3 separate regions of the Homo sapiens genome follow, and regions 1 and 2 are each linked to region 3. Evidence: chromatin loops called from intact Hi-C (ENCODE). Cell type or tissue: GM12878. All regions are shown on one strand. Each heading gives the region's core, and the rest is flanking DNA. Links, peaks and the distances in the headings are about the cores only.

What was found. A loop is a pair of places that touch in the nucleus more often than their neighbours do. Peaks named below come from ENCODE experiments on the same cell type or tissue, not always from the same donor. Only the 100,000 strongest peaks of a DNase experiment are listed, where the experiment ranks them.
Region 1: it touches region 3 in a loop (3-fold over the local background); 3 of 110 quality-filtered maps call a loop at or near these places.
Region 2: a loop joins it to region 3, with 2.3 times the contacts of the local background. A loop is called at or near these places in 2 of 110 quality-filtered maps.

Annotation. Positions count from the first base shown.
Region 1 is chrX:11,768,183-11,772,638 of GRCh38, reverse strand. MSL3 (MSL complex subunit 3) reads right to left here. Exons shown (of 13, transcript NM_078629.4): 10 at 3,957-4,066; 11 at 384-483; 12 at 1-18. Among named protein-coding and RNA genes, the nearest start is that of MSL3, 12 kb to the right of the region's middle. In GM12878, for the core only: a CTCF peak has its summit at 2,198 (motif pointing right); a DNase peak (open chromatin) is centred at 2,188; H3K27ac peaks cover 1,276 bases.
Region 2 is chrX:12,866,617-12,871,072 of GRCh38, reverse strand. It overlaps TLR7 (toll like receptor 7), which reads right to left and starts at 4,001. Exons shown (of 3, transcript NM_016562.4): 1 at 3,950-4,001; 2 at 3,492-3,592. The coding sequence starts at 3,494. RefSeq lists enhancers at 2,954-3,073, 3,094-3,163. In GM12878, for the core only: no CTCF peak of the experiment used is centred there; DNase peaks (open chromatin) are centred at 2,132 and 4,000; H3K4me3 peaks cover 3,850 bases; H3K27ac peaks cover 3,925 bases.
Region 3 is chrX:13,083,982-13,090,162 of GRCh38, reverse strand. It overlaps LOC105373133 (a long non-coding RNA gene), which reads right to left. Exons shown (of 4, transcript NR_171577.1): 3 at 4,365-4,458. Among named protein-coding and RNA genes, the nearest start is that of FAM9C, 42 kb to the right of the region's middle. RefSeq lists enhancers at 2,359-2,518, 2,589-2,808. In GM12878, for the core only: no CTCF peak of the experiment used is centred there; DNase peaks (open chromatin) are centred at 2,382, 2,742 and 4,392; H3K4me3 peaks cover 1,288 bases; H3K27ac peaks cover 4,000 bases.

The DNA.
Region 1 (4,456 bases), core at 1-4,000, 1.3 Mb after region 3:
GGATTTCTGGAAGTTTCACTGCATTAAAAATAAAGGCAAAACCATTTACAATTAGCAGAATCTGACAATGCATAGGATTCACTCAGGGAAGGTCTGGGCCCCTCCTTATCTCTACTGGAACTGAAATTAACATCCACATTATCAAACAAATCCCCAAACTCTTACTGAACAAAGACAGAGTAGCAGTACAAATATTACAAACATAATTTTTATGAAATTTAAGATTCATTCAATGCCTTTTCTTTGATAGATTACTTTTAATTTTTCTTGGATCCCCAAATTTCTTAGTTAGATAATTATAGCCCAAACCACAAGGTGTACAGAAAGCTAACAAGAGAATACAAAATGAAAAATGGAAAGAAGGCAGGAACCAGGATTCTTACCAAACAATCGCAGCAAATGTTGTGCCCCATAAATGTAAGAGGGTGGAGGCGGCTGGTCACCTGGGGGGTAATTGTCAGGCACAAGCTTCCAGGAGAGGACCTGGAAAAAGCACGAATTGAATGCTTTTGTTATTCTTAATGGAGACACTTCCAACCACCTAACAATTATGACAGTAAATTGTACGTAGAGGGGAAAAAATAAGTGATTGGATCAAAATAAACACAAGCTTACAAAAAACAAAGATGAAAGGCAAAAACACTTAAAATAGATCAAGAAAGTCTTTAATTTCTTAACTCGCAACAGTTATTCTCTATAAATAACTGTAACTGTTTAGGTTCTTTAGTCCTTTCTCTTTATTGAAAATTCTGCTGCATGGCCAGGCGCGGTGGCTCACACCTGTAATCCCAGCACTTTGGGAGGCCGAGGTGTGTGGATCAACTGCGGTCGGGAGCTTGAGACCAGCCTGGCCAACATGTTGAAACCCCATCTCTACTAAAAATACAAAAAATTAGCCAGGTGTGGTGGTGGACGCCTGTAATCCCAGCTACTTGGGAGGCTGAGGCAGGAGAATCACCTGAACCAAGGAGGCAGAGGTTACAGTGAACCAAGGTTGTGCCACTGCACTCCAGCCTGGGCAACAAGAGTGAAACTCTGGCCCCCTTCCCCTCCACCCAGAAAAAAGAAAATCCTGCTGCACTAGAGAGAGAATGAAGCATTAAAAAGTAATCCATAGATGTTCTGAATAATATTACTGTTGTTTCAAGATTCCTTAATTTCTTGCTGTTAGATTCATTATGGAAACGAATTTGAATCTTTTAACCCCTTGAATCAACTGAAATAGACTTCAAACCTGATAACTGATTTGTCTTCATTCTGAATTTCAGAACTGTGGGTGGACCTGGGGCTTTTGTTAAAGGGAGAGTTGCATTTCAAAACTCTCTGATGAATTTCCGTAAAAGTACTTCAGCAAATTATAGAACCAGAGCCTACTCTACTGAGCTGCTACTTTGGCTTTTGGGACGTCATATTCAATATGGAAACAGTCAGACTGGAGGAAGTCCACCAGCAGACAAAGCAGAAAGAAAGATGCCCCCACAAACTCAGAAACACTGATATAGTCAGTTTAACAACATGGAACTGCCAGAAGCTAATAAGCACCAAGGTGGCCCTGAAGGATCCAGAACAAAGGCCTAGCTTCACTTTGGCCCCTGCCTAGACAGGCCTAGACTCTCGCCTAGGTCTCCACCCCCAGCGCCCCACTTCTGCACTGTGGAGCACTGAGGGAAGGGATCGTTCCAGCATCTTTACAGCATCCCCAGCACCTGCCCAGTGCACACAGCTGAAGCTTTGGAACCATTCTGAAAGTGACTCAAAGGAAACATACAGGACTTTGCAATCTCAGAGGCATGAACAGCACTTGGCACGTACAAAAGCAGGTCATCTGGCTCTATCTCACTCACTCAATTCTGTGTTTCAAGGCAGTTTATAATCTTCTATTTATGAAGACACATTTTCCGGGGAAAAATGGTAGGTTTCTAGTCGGGGGATTCCCAGTGGGGTATGCATGGGAATCATTGATGGACCTTTACTGGCATGTGCTGGCCCAGACCAGCCCCTAGTACTGTGGAGCAGCGATTGGAACTGAGAGAAAGAGCCCTGGTCAAAAAACACGGTGGTAGACGTACGTAAGAAGGTGGGAATCCACGAAGGTCTCATGAGTCCTTGTGAGAGCCGCCTGAACCCCAACCATTTCCCAGAAAGCACTTTCAAACTATAAGTTGCAGCTGTACCTATAACCACTAGATGGCGCATTCGCACTGCAGACCGGAGTGGGAATAGCCCTTACTTGACAACTCAGATGCCCCTTAAATTCACGATTTCCCCTCAATAATAAAATTCGTAGTGCATTCTTATCTGAAAAATGGGCATGTCAGGGACTGCTTGAACTAGGGATTTCCTAACCTACCCTCAACAATCATCATAACACAAATTAGGCTTTCTAGATTCTCTATGGGGTCAGCCAACTGTAGCCCCTAGGCCAAATCCAGCCCCATGCTCATATGTTCAAAATGGTTGGGGAAAAAAAATCATACGAATAATATTTTGTGATATGTGAAAATCACATGACATTAAATTCTCAGTGTCCATGAATGAATTAAGGGGGCAGCACACAGAGCCACACCCCTTTGTTTATGGCAGAGCCACGTCCCTTTGTTTAGGGCTTTCCTGCTGGAACAGCAGAGTTGAGCAGTCTCTCAAGAGACCTTAGGGTACACACTACTGAAGACAGTTATCGTCTGGAAGAAAGTTTTGTGACTTCTCTTCCCATCATCAAGTGCTCTTTGCCTAGGCTGGGCACAGTGGCTCATGCCTGTAACCCCAGCACTTTGGGAGGCAGAGGCGGGAGGATCACTTGAGCTCAGGAGTTGGTGACCAGGCTGGGCAACATGGCAAAACTTAGTCTCTACAAAAAAATGCAAAAATTAGCCAGGCCATGGTGGCATGAGCCTGTAGTTCCAGCTACTCAGGAGGCTGAGGTGGGAGGATCGCCTGAGCCCAGGAGGCAGAGGCTGCAGTGAGCTAACATCCTGCCACTGCACTGCAGCCTGGGTGACAGCATGAGAGTGAGACCCTGTGTCAAAAAAAGAAAAAAATGTTCTTTGCCTAGCAAAGCCATTTTCCCTTGTGCAACTCCTACTCACCTTAAAAAAAGAGGAAATCTCACCTCCTAGGAGACGTTCACAGAATATGCTGATAAACTGAGACGTCTTCAGAATCCCTGACAAACTCACCACCTACAGATCACCTAATGGGCCTTAAAAATAGTTTTAAAATGAAAAGTTTTCCCATCTATCAAGTGGAAATCTGGTGGCAAGGCTGATCTCGAGAATTCAAAGTATTTGGTTCAAGTGTCTGGCACAGTGGTGGCCTAGAGCCCATCCCTGAAGGGACGGCTATTGGTATTACTGTTAATGATGGAGGGGAATCAGGGATTTAAAGTAGGAGTCAGCAAACTACAGCCTGCTGGTCACATCCCGCCCAACTACTGCCTGTTTCTATATTGCCCACAAGCTAAGAGTGGATGTTATATTTTTAAATGATTGAAAAACAAAAAAAATTTTCAAACACATGAAAATTAAATGCTAGTCAAATTTCAGTGTCCATAAATCAAGTTTTATTGGAATATAGCACACTCATTTTATTTACATACTATCTGTGGCTACTTTTGGAGTTAAGTAGCCTTGACAGACACCATATGGCCCACAAAGCCGAAAGTATTTACCCTCTGGCCCTCTGTGGAAATTGACATCTGTTCTATAAAGTAAAAATACTGGTATTTCAATAATTGCACTTATTTAAAAGATGATTGTCAGTGTAGGGCTGGAATCCTAACAATTTTCTCACTTTAGAAACCAAAACCCACAGTGTTAAGCATAAAATTACGTACAATTTTGATAATGTTTACAGTAATAGCAGCAACATGATGCTTTAAGAACCTTGACTTCCACCTATAGAATTGAAGTAATCACAAATAAAGGAACCATTGGGAACAAACATCAAACATTCTTTACCTCGTTTATTTCATTAGTTCTTCTCCCTTCAAAGCCAGCAAACACAGCACTCCCTTCCTTGCTAGGAGTCAGAGGAATAGGTGAAGATGATCTGCTATGCACAGGTGTCTCTTCCAAAGAAAAAGATGAAATTATTCACACAGCAACTGAATTAAAGACTGCCTCAAGACTGTTAAAAACTGCAGAACATAAATCTAAACTTGGTTCTCAGAAATTACCAACCTTTAACGATAAGACTTTCCTAACAGATAGCACCTGAATTTTATTTGGTTAAAAAAATAAGGAATAAAGCACTGACATATGCTACAATGTGGATGAACCTTAAAAGACTATGCTTAGTGAATGGAGCCAATCACAAAGGGCCACATACTATGTTTCCATTTATATGAAATACCCAGGGTAGGCAAATCCAGAGAGACCGAAAGCAGCTTAGTGGTTGCCAGGAGCTTGCAGAAGGGGAAGTGGGGAGTGATTGCTACTGGGTATGGGGTTTCTCGTGG
Region 2 (4,456 bases), core at 1-4,000, 220 kb after region 3:
GTTTTCAAACTAAAAGAATAAAAGGATATAAAGTTGTCTTACATAAATTAGGAACTCAACAGCTATTATGCATCACAACAGTCACCAAAGACCATAGGGCTCTCAAACCTATTTGACCTTATACCTTATCCCTTTGTTTTCTATAAGCCCCGGCCTGACGTACTTTTTCTGTAAAGGGCCAGTTAGTAAATGGTTTAATCTTTGCAGGCCATCAGGTTCTCTGTCACACTACCCAACTCCTTGAATAGTTTGCCATCGTAGTGCAAAAGCACTTATCAACAATAAGTAAACAAATACTCAAACAATAAAACCATTTGTAAACACTGAAACTTGAATGTAACTTTTATATGTCACAAAATAGTAATTTTGCTCTGATATTTTTCAGTCTTTTAAAAACAACAATTAAAAAAAAACCCCTTAGCTCATGAGCTGTACAGCAGGTGGGATATAGCCCATGGGCCATAGTTTGCCAACCCCAGCCCTAAACTTCGGTGAGTTTCGGGGATATACATTATTTATTCTTGGGGTGCAGAGGTACTGGCTGGTTAATCTGTAATGATGATTTTTAATTTTAGTACAGCGTTCCAAATTTTTAAATAATCAGATTGTATTAATTTAATAAATTGATTACTTAATAACCTTTTTTTAGCCATAAAGAAATTTCCTATAGGTTAAGAGCAGAATAATATTTTTACTTTTAAATTTGCTGAACCACTATTGACATTTTGGGAGATGGTCCCTTCTAATAGTAATTTCCCATCCCTGCATCTATTTCACATGGTGAGAAGCATTCTAGTAACAGCCAAGGCTTTGTCAGTACAAAAATTTGGTTTTAAGTCCTTGTTCTGTCATGTAAGAGCTCTCTGACTTTCATAAATCACTTGACCTCATGAGCCTCTGATTTGCCAACTGTAAAATGGTTATAAAGTAGGGATGTTGAATGAAATTAGAATATGCAACACATGTGTTTATGTAAACCATCATCACAGATTATCCAACATTTAGTGAGCATCTAGTATTTGCCTAGCAGGTGCAGTAAAAACATGAGGAATACACGGTACTTATCCATTTCTAGCTTGCTTTTTTCATTTAACATTATACCATGAGTGCTTTCTTAGGTCATTCAGTATTATTTTAAAAAACATGATTTGATGATTACATAATATTCCATTTAATGAGTCTACTACAATTAATTCACCCCTTCCCAACATGGGACATGATTTTTTTTTTTTTTTTTTTTTTGCCTGGCTGCACTGACCATCTTGGTAAATAGTTTTCCATGTCCACGATCACTTCTTTTGTTTTTTTAAAATTATTTTATTGCTTGTTTTTTTAAGTTCTGGGGTACATGTGCAGGATGTGCAGGTTTGTTACATAGTTAAACGTGCCATGGTGGTTTGCTGCACAGATCAACCCATCACCTAGGTATTAAGCCCAGCATGCATTAGCTTTTTACCCTAATGCTCTCTCCTGCCCCACCCTCCTCCTACAGGCCTCAGTGAGTGTTGTTCCCCTCCCTGTGTCCATGTGTTCTCACTGTTCAGCTCCCACTTATAAGTGAGAACATGCGGTGTTTGGTTTTTTGTTCCTGTGTTAGTTTGCTGAGGATAATGGCTTCCAGCTTCATCAATGTCCCTGCAAAGGACATGATCTCATTCCTTTTTATGGCTGCATAGTATTCCATGGTGTATATGTGCCACATTTTTTTATCCAGTCTCATGGTCACTTCTTTAAGAAGAGTTTCTAAAAGTGTAATCTCTAGATCAAAGGATCTGCCATATGACTCAATACAGTTGAATATTTTCCCTGTGCTTTTTTGCCTTTTGAATTTCTTATATTGAAAATTATTTTCACGTCTTTTCTTAGAAAAGATATACTATTTCCCCTTTGTACTTGAGTAGGAAGCCATCATATCCAACCTCATCTTTATTGCGTGTGTGCTGGGCTTGGTCTAGGAAGAACAGAAGAGTCTTCAGCACAGCTTTCAGAGCCACCCAAGCTCCTTAACCTCTCAAAGCCCCAGTTTCGTTATCTCTACCTTATAGGGCTACTTTGAGGCCAAAATAGAATCATGTCTATCTAGCCCTCAGCATGATAGTTGAGTGGTCAAGAAATGTGAGCTCTCTGTATTACTATCATTCCCATTATGCCACCCATCAAGGGGCAAAGACAGATGTGGGCATAGGTTTGCATTAAAATAGACATCTGGGTTTCTAGGAAATGAAACCGTAAGCAGTTGTTTCCTTTGTAACAATAGCCCCATGGTTAATGCTTCATTAGAACTTTGACACAAAATGAGCCTAGGAGCTAACATTCGGATCTAGAATGTGTCTGATTTAAGTGACAAAATAATTTCAGAAAAAGGCCCTTGACGTCTTTTTCCGACTAAGTTTTGGCATACCTAATAACTCACACTTGCATCATACCACTTGCAAAGGACTTGAAAAATAGTCTATTATTTGAGCCTCACAGTGGCCCTGGAAGGCAACAGGGGAGGGATTCTAATGCCTATTTCATAGTCAGAGAAATTGAGTTTCAGAGGACTTTGATGACAGGCACAAGGCCCCCCCAACTAGTGACTGGGAGAGCCAGCGCTGACAAAGACTCTCCTTAATTCAACTTAATCAGGCTCTACTACACCCCTAGGCTTCGGCCTTTGGCTTCATGTCCATCTTTGCATTGCCCAGTTCAAGCAGGAATCCTGCTAAGTCATTTTATTGATAATCCACTCCTCTTGGTATGTGATCACCCTCAATATCTGATCAAATTCCTCATCTCCCACCATCCACAGGTGAGGTCTGATCACCCTGGCCTGTCTTCAGCAAGAATCCTGTCAGGTCGGTTTAGCCAGAATCCTTTTACCCTTGATGTTTCCTCTTAGTAATTTTCCATCCACTGACCCCCACTCTACTCCTTGGCCAGAAATCTTTACTGGTCTTTGGCTGTATTTGGAATTGAGCCCCTTTCTATACTGAGGTCTCTTTCTGCCGATTGCAATAGTCCTGATAGTATCTTTATCTACTGTCCAAATTTAGTTTTCTTTGACAGCACTCAAGCCCGGGGATTTCCCGTATTTTATTGCTATGAGCCTGCCCACACACTTTCATCCACACAGTCATTAAGACAACACCATATGCTGGAAAAAGCACAAAGTAACTTCAGTAATTCAGTGATTTGTTATGGCTTTAAAGCCAAAATTGTAGGCTGAAGAAATGAGATACATAGAAGCTATGTCCCCAATTCAAACATCTGCTCCTCCTCCCCACAGCACATATTTAATTCTTGTAGGAAGTTGAACAGAGCAAGCGTTGATTAATCTGAAATTGTGACATGCCCCCTTCATTAATGCCAATTGTGAAATATCAGGAAGCACTTTCCCCCAGCAAATAACCTAAGTACAGATTCTTCAATATTGCTCTTGCCAGCTGGTTTCAGTTGTTTCCACAAAGATTACAGATAACACTTTTTAAGGTTCTCTGAGCTGTTCTTACCATTTTTAGTCTTCTTCCAAAATGGAATGTAGAGGTCTGGTTGAAGAGAGCAGAGCATGAGAGGTGCCAAGATCAGCTTGAGATGGGCCCAATAGCATCAACTAAGAGAAAGAGAAGACATCAAAGTTTACATTTCAAAGACAGCACAATACTGTAGCTTAAAGACATGCTAGGATCATTGCTTTAAAATGCGTTTGAAACATCTATTTACAGTATTTACTTCCTCAAAGTTAGGTAGACTGGAGACATATTCCAGAAAACCATTTCTAACGTTACTGAAAGCCTAACTTTATCTTTGAAGAATTGACATTTTAGACTACCACATTTTTTATTTATATTCTAAAAAAAATTTTTGTGCATATGATTTCGGTTCCCTCTTCTCTCCTCCCCACTTCCTTATAACAGCACATACATCTACCTACTTAAATTATCTATATGTGTTCCAATGTTTAAAATACCTTTCTTGATGGCATGGAGTGATCCTATATCTGGAGTCTTCTGAGATGAAGTGATGGGAGGCAGGAAGTGTAGTCACAAAGACTACAGGCAGCCAGCCCTGGAGTTTCCAACTACAAAGATCAGGTCGGGGGATGGGGAGGAGCATGATTATTTAAGCCACCCCAGATATGGGCTTTGCAAAAGCACGGGGTTCCTCTTATTTCTATCACCACTATTGGGGCAACGTCTTGTCTAAATCCAAACAACTCTGTAGACCAAATTTCTTTCGTTTTTATAGCAGGGTTTCTCACCCTCAGCACTATTTACATTTTTGACCAGATAATTCTCTGTTGCACCATAGGATATTTGGTAGCACCCTTGCTCTATACCCACTAGATGCCAATAGCACTGCCCCCTTCCAGTTATGACAATCACAGATGTCTCCAGACATTGCAAATTATCCCCTAAGGGGCAAAAACACCCCGGGTTGAGAACCACTGTTCTATAGATATATTAGAGACATATCT
Region 3 (6,181 bases), core at 1,165-5,164:
TGCCAAAATGGCCATTTCCTTCTAGAACAACCCTGGGAAGCACCCTTAGTTCAATATCTGATCAGTTTTTCTCTTGGATCTTTAAATTCCGTATATGAAGCTGGTCTATGCTTTTCACTGTCACTTAAGACACTGCACTGTCACTATCAGTCCTCGGTACCAAGGATTGTCTGATAATAAAAATTTTAACAATCTGATTGTGACTATAAATTGGTGTAGTCATTTTCAAGGTCAGGCTGACAATATGCATCAACAGCCATAAAAATATTTAGATCTGTTGATGTTGAAAAATTTAATTCAAGGATCACATGTTTGGTCAGTAATCAGAGATATAGTCTAAAAATCTATGGACAGATATATTCATTGCGATGTTGTTTACCATGGAGAAAAATTCTATACCTCTTAAATATCCCTCAACAACAATTAGAAAAAAAAATATGGCATATTCTTAAAATGAACATAGCCATTAATAATCATGTTATGACCGGGCACGGAGGCTCACGCCTGTAATCCCAGCACTTTGGGAGGCCGAGGTGGGCAGATCACGAGGTCAGGAGTTTGAGACCAGCCTGGCCAGCACGGTGAAACCCTGTCTCTACTAAAAATACAAAAAAAAAATTAGCCGGGCATGGTGGCACATGCCTGTGGTCCCAGCTACTCGGGAGGCTGAGGCAGGAGAATTGTTTGAACCTGGCAGGCGGAGGTTGCAGTGAGCCGAGATTGTGCCACTGCACTCCAGCCTGGGTAACAGAACGAGTCTCCGTCTCAAAAAAAAAAAAAAAAAATCATGTTATAAGAGAATGGGGAAATGAGGCTAAAATGCTACATAACATGAAAAAAGGTAGGATACGCAATTGAATATCCAGAATGATCTAGGTTTGTAAAAAGAGGGACAGTGTTTACCAATATATGTAGAAGCAGAGAAAAAAAAATACTGGAAGGGAATACATCAAAATATTAACTGCAATTTTGGCTGAGAATGAAGTCCATAAGGGTTTTGTGGGGTTTGTTTTTTATCATTGTGCTTTCCTATATTGTTCAAATTTCTTAGTTATTAAATATTGCTTTTGAAAATTAAATATTGTTTTATAAAAAATACTGTTTTATGAAAAATTTATTGAACTTTTCATAATGAAAAATTCACTTACGAAAATAATATTTCACCTAAGCTTGCTGATCCTTTTTTGTGTGTTTTGTGACGGGGTCTTGCTCTGTTGCCCAGGCTGGAGTACAGTGGTGCGATCACAGCTCACTACAGCCTTGACCTCCCAGGTTCAAGCAATCCTCCCACCTCAGCCTCCCAAGTAGCTGGGACCACAAGCACATACCACCATGCCTGAATTTATTTTTTATTTTTTATGGAAACAGTGGCATCTAGCTATGTTGCCCCGGCTGTCTTGAACTCCTGGGCTCAAGTGATCCTCCTGCCTTGGTCTCTCAAAATGTTGGGATTACAAATGTGAGCTACCACGCCCAACCTGATCCCTAATTAATTAATTAATAACATGAAATGGGGGCACAGCAACATGCTAATAGTCTAATCCACATGATGGAAGTGAGAATGTCAGTTCTAAGTTCCTCCTGTATTTTTTCCACTCTTCTGCTTATAAGAAGGTCATCATGATTACATATAACATATGCCATACAAAAAGCCACTACTGTTACTTTCAGGTATGATGAATAAAAAGATTGCCCAGGCAAGTTGAGCAGGAGATGGCTGCTCTTGCAGTCTAATTAAGGGACAATGTGCCACCACCATTCTCTTAACCCACTGAGAGAACACAGGAAACGCCAGCTGCCGGAGCAGAGTTGGAGAAGAGATGGGGTGGCAGCGGCTGGGGTCTAGCTGAGACGTCCTTCTGTTTTCTTGGGTTAACAAAGGGGAAGAGACAAACCTTTAGCAAATGCATCCAGCTCAGAGCACATTTAAGCAAACTCTGCGGAGTGTGAGGAGGGTGTCTGGTGGCCCCAGAGAGTGGCTATGTTGGAACCCATGGCTGTGGCCATCGTACTCTTCTATCTTCAGGAAACTGCTCACCTTGTGATCAGAACTTTGACATTATTGGCCACTGGGTGACCAGATGCTGTCCTTAATGGCACTGGATATGTGTCTATTGTCATTTACAAGAAAAGAAGCTTCAGCCGTTCCTTAGGCGATACACAGAGTTAACTTGTAAGGTATGATGTGAGATTCACATGAGATCATGTTGTCCTCCATGCTCTCTAATTATTCTTTGGTTGGTATTGGTCTCAGCAGGAGAGATTGCAAGTCTTCTGGTCTCACAAACTACCCCTCCCACGCCAATCCCATCTGCTCCATCATGGGGCATCATCTTGCCGTTGGTCAGCCATGTTCCCCTATCTCATACTGATGCTTCCTTGGAAGTCCCCGTGCTAAACCACATTACTTTACCCTGGAGATGCCCCAACTCCTCCCCAAGGCCTAGGTGAAGTGACTCAACCATATGTACACAGTATCCTCAGATGTACACAGTATCCTCTCCATGGTAGTGAATCTGTATACTAATTTATACATAATCGATTTATGGGTGTAAAGACTTCACAAATAACTAAACATACAAAATGTGAATTCTCCTTCCTTCTCCTAGCTTAAGATTAGCTCAAAGACAATGAAAGCTGTACTGTGCTGTGCAATCTTCTCACGACCCACACGAAACAGGAAGCTCCTGGGGGTTTCTCACAAGCATGTGATAGATAGTTGTGGTTTCAGTGCAACAGTCAGGTAGATTTTGCAGCCGGAAACATTCACACAAAACATCCTTTATGGCTTCTGTCCAACTCCAGTGTTAGTCAGATGCAGTCCCTTTTACACTTTGACAAAAACCATTTGATTTCTCACACTGTATTTATTTTTTCTTATTGCAATGTCTTGTCTGAAGATACCAGACAAAGGATGACAAACTGGAGCCAGCTGAAGTGCAGGGCCCTTTCTCAGCTGCTCTTAAGAATCCCTCTCAGCACTTTGGGAGGCTGAGGCGGGTGGATCACCTGAGGTCGGGAGTTCGAGACCAGCCTAACCAACATGGAGAAACCCCATCTCTACTAAAAATACAAAATTAGCTGGGCGTGGTGGTGCACACCTGTAATCCCAGCTACTCAGGAGGCTGAGACAGGAGAATCTCTTGAACCCAGGAGGCGAAGGCTGTGGTGAGCCGAGATTGTGCCATTGCACTCCAGCCTGGGCAACAAGAGCAAAACTCCATCTCAAAAAGAAAAAGAATCCCGCAGATTGAGCCATTTTCCCCTGAGCAATAATCCCTCAAGCTTCTAAAGACACCACTTAGAGAAGGAAGAGCCTCGCCCCACTAATGCAGCTGAGTGATGCCCTTTGGGAAATTAGGCTAAGAGGGAATACCTTTTAGCTGCCTTCTGTTATTAATCTGGTCTCAATACCAATCAATGTTATTTATCACTACTGAACAAGCATTAATGCAGAGTCTGAAAGGGGCCTTAAATCTCGTGTAGTATGCTCAGAATCCTAGGAATCACACTTTTAGATCCCAATGGTATTGGGTCAAGGTTTTCCCTTCCATGGCAGATGAAGTTCACAATTTAGGATGCATGCTCACAAGCTTTGCAAGGAGATTACACTTCCGTTATGAAGAAAAAAGCAAACAAAAAAGAAAACCTCTTGCACCATTAATTTCAACTGCAATCAAATTGCAAGATTTTAAGATGATATATCTTGCACAAAGGTATTGTAGATAGAAGAGAAGCCTTTGTAAATATTTATATATTTCTCCATTGAGGGTTTTTAATTTTTGTTTTGTTTTGTTTTGTTTTTGTTTTTGTTTTTTTTAACTTCAGACAGAGAGCAAAGGAAACAGAGCTGGGTCACGATATCTCAAATGGAGGATGGTTTCTCTTACTCGTCTTCCATTTCCTCTATTCCTCATTCTCAAAGTCACACACCTTAATAAACACCCCAAGAAACATTTCTAAGTAGACAACACACAATTTTTAGTAATTGACTTATACAGCAAATGCTTATTTAGCTACAGCTGCTATGGTGGCCTGTCTTCTTAAAACTCACTAAGGGTCTTCCAAACCCATATTTTTGTCATCATATTAACCTTCTTTCTCACTAAATTATTGCTGAGATAAAAATAAATCAACAAATGAACCAAAAAATAAAATGGGTTTGGGATTCATTGCCCTTTCCTGTTATGTCCCATCTAAACTCAAGCCCAAGAAGAGGAGAAAAGGCAATACAAAGTCTTGGGAAAAACAAAGACTAAAACTCTTTCTGAAAAAATCGCACACAGCTGCAGAAGGAATAACTTCTCTGGGTGGGAGGGTGTGGGCAGGGCAGTAAAACAACCTGAGAAACAATCAAACCTTGCCTTCCCCAGAGCCCGCTTCGGACATGGTGTGGGTTGCATCCTTCTCTGCAAACTGCCTGTGTGCTCTGTGGCACGGCTTCCGGCAAGAGATTTCCTGTAAAGGAGAAAACATGTAGTGATGCTGTTTGCCCATGTTCTGTGCTCCTGCCCTGTGTTTTCTCCAGTTTTCAGCTTTCAAGAGCCTCTCAGAGAGAGTACACTAGATGCTGATATGCCATGCTGCCAGGCAATTTCTGTTGTATACAGATTTGCTTGGGAAATTCTAAATTAACATTAACATTCTTGGGAGGCCGAGGCAGGTGGATCACCTGAGGTCGGGAGTTCAAGACCAGCCTGACCAACATGGAAAAGCCCCATCTCTACTAAAAATACAAAATTGGCCGAACGTGGTGGTGTATGCCTGTAATTCCAGCTACTCGGGAGACTGAGGCAGGAGAATCGCTTGAACCCAGGAGGCGGAGGTTGCGGTGAAACGAGATCACGCCATTGCACTCCAGCCTGGGCAACAAGAGTGAAACTCCAACTCAGGAAAAAAAAAAAAAAAAATTAACATTCGCACTAATATTAAGATAGAAGTACTATTGTCTCAGGGGGTTCTGCAAGGCTAAATTGACATAGAATGACCTAAAATGATCTAAATACTCAACTCCAAATATCACAGAATAATAAATAGATTTGGATGTGGGAGAAAAAATAAATTCTTTATCATAGAGGTCCTGGATTCATTTATTCTGATGAAGGAAAGAGGGTATTAACTATTTGCAATCCTTCTAAAGCAGATACTAATAAATATTATTTTCTCTACTGGTTAAAGAACAAATTCCCAGTTTCATGAGCTATCACTTTACTTCCAAATCGGTAAAAATTACTAGAGACATTTGATGGCTTGGTAGAAATCTCAAGGTCAGCCTGTATTTGACTATTTTTGAACCATTGTTTCTTTAGTTGAAAGTGACTTTGGAAATCATAGGCTTTGTTTTGCAGATAAGGAAACTGAAGGCCAAGGCCACACAGATAAGTGGTGACACCAATTGTCCTAAAATCCCAAACCTCCTGATTACCCCAATTAATGCTATTTGCACAAAAATTTTCAAGCCATGGGCAGGACTTTCTGTATTAACATTCTCTAAGGATCTTGGGCTTCATATTAGGTTTTCATATTAAGTTTCCCAACTAGGAAGAGTAGCTGAAGCTGTTTCCTCTTCTGGCCAATAAATTAAAAGAGATACAAGCTCAGGAGTACTGAAACACGCATTGCTTTCTTGGGCTTGAATTTTTATGTAAGTCACTTATTGTCCTGCATCTAAAGATCTAAACTGCATCCAGGTTTTTTTGTTTGTTTTTGTTTTTGTTTTTGTTTTGAGACAAAGTCTTGTGGTAGGAGTTATTAAAAAATTATTTTAGGCAGATAGAGGAAAAGGGGTCCTTGGAAAGTTTTCATTTCTTTTCAAAGCAACTCCAGAAACATTTCTTGTCTAGCAGAAAAACTCTGGCTCCTAGACCCAGGCCGGCAACCTTTGATATGCAAATGCAGGCCATTAGAAACTGGGTCCACCCAACATGGCGATTCCCACCGTTGTCCTCTTGCCCTTACCCCGGACATGTGCCTGGCAACATGGGCACCCCCACATATCCCCACGTGTGTAGAACGTCATGGTGCCCTGCATTTGCATATTAAAAGCTAGGGTGGGGGGCCAATTTTTTCGCAGGCTACATGAATGACAAGCCTGGTCAAACCAATCCCCTGAGCCCTGTGCAAATCAGACACTGCCTCCTCCAGCCTCCTCATAAAACTGGCTGGTATCCTCAGCACATGG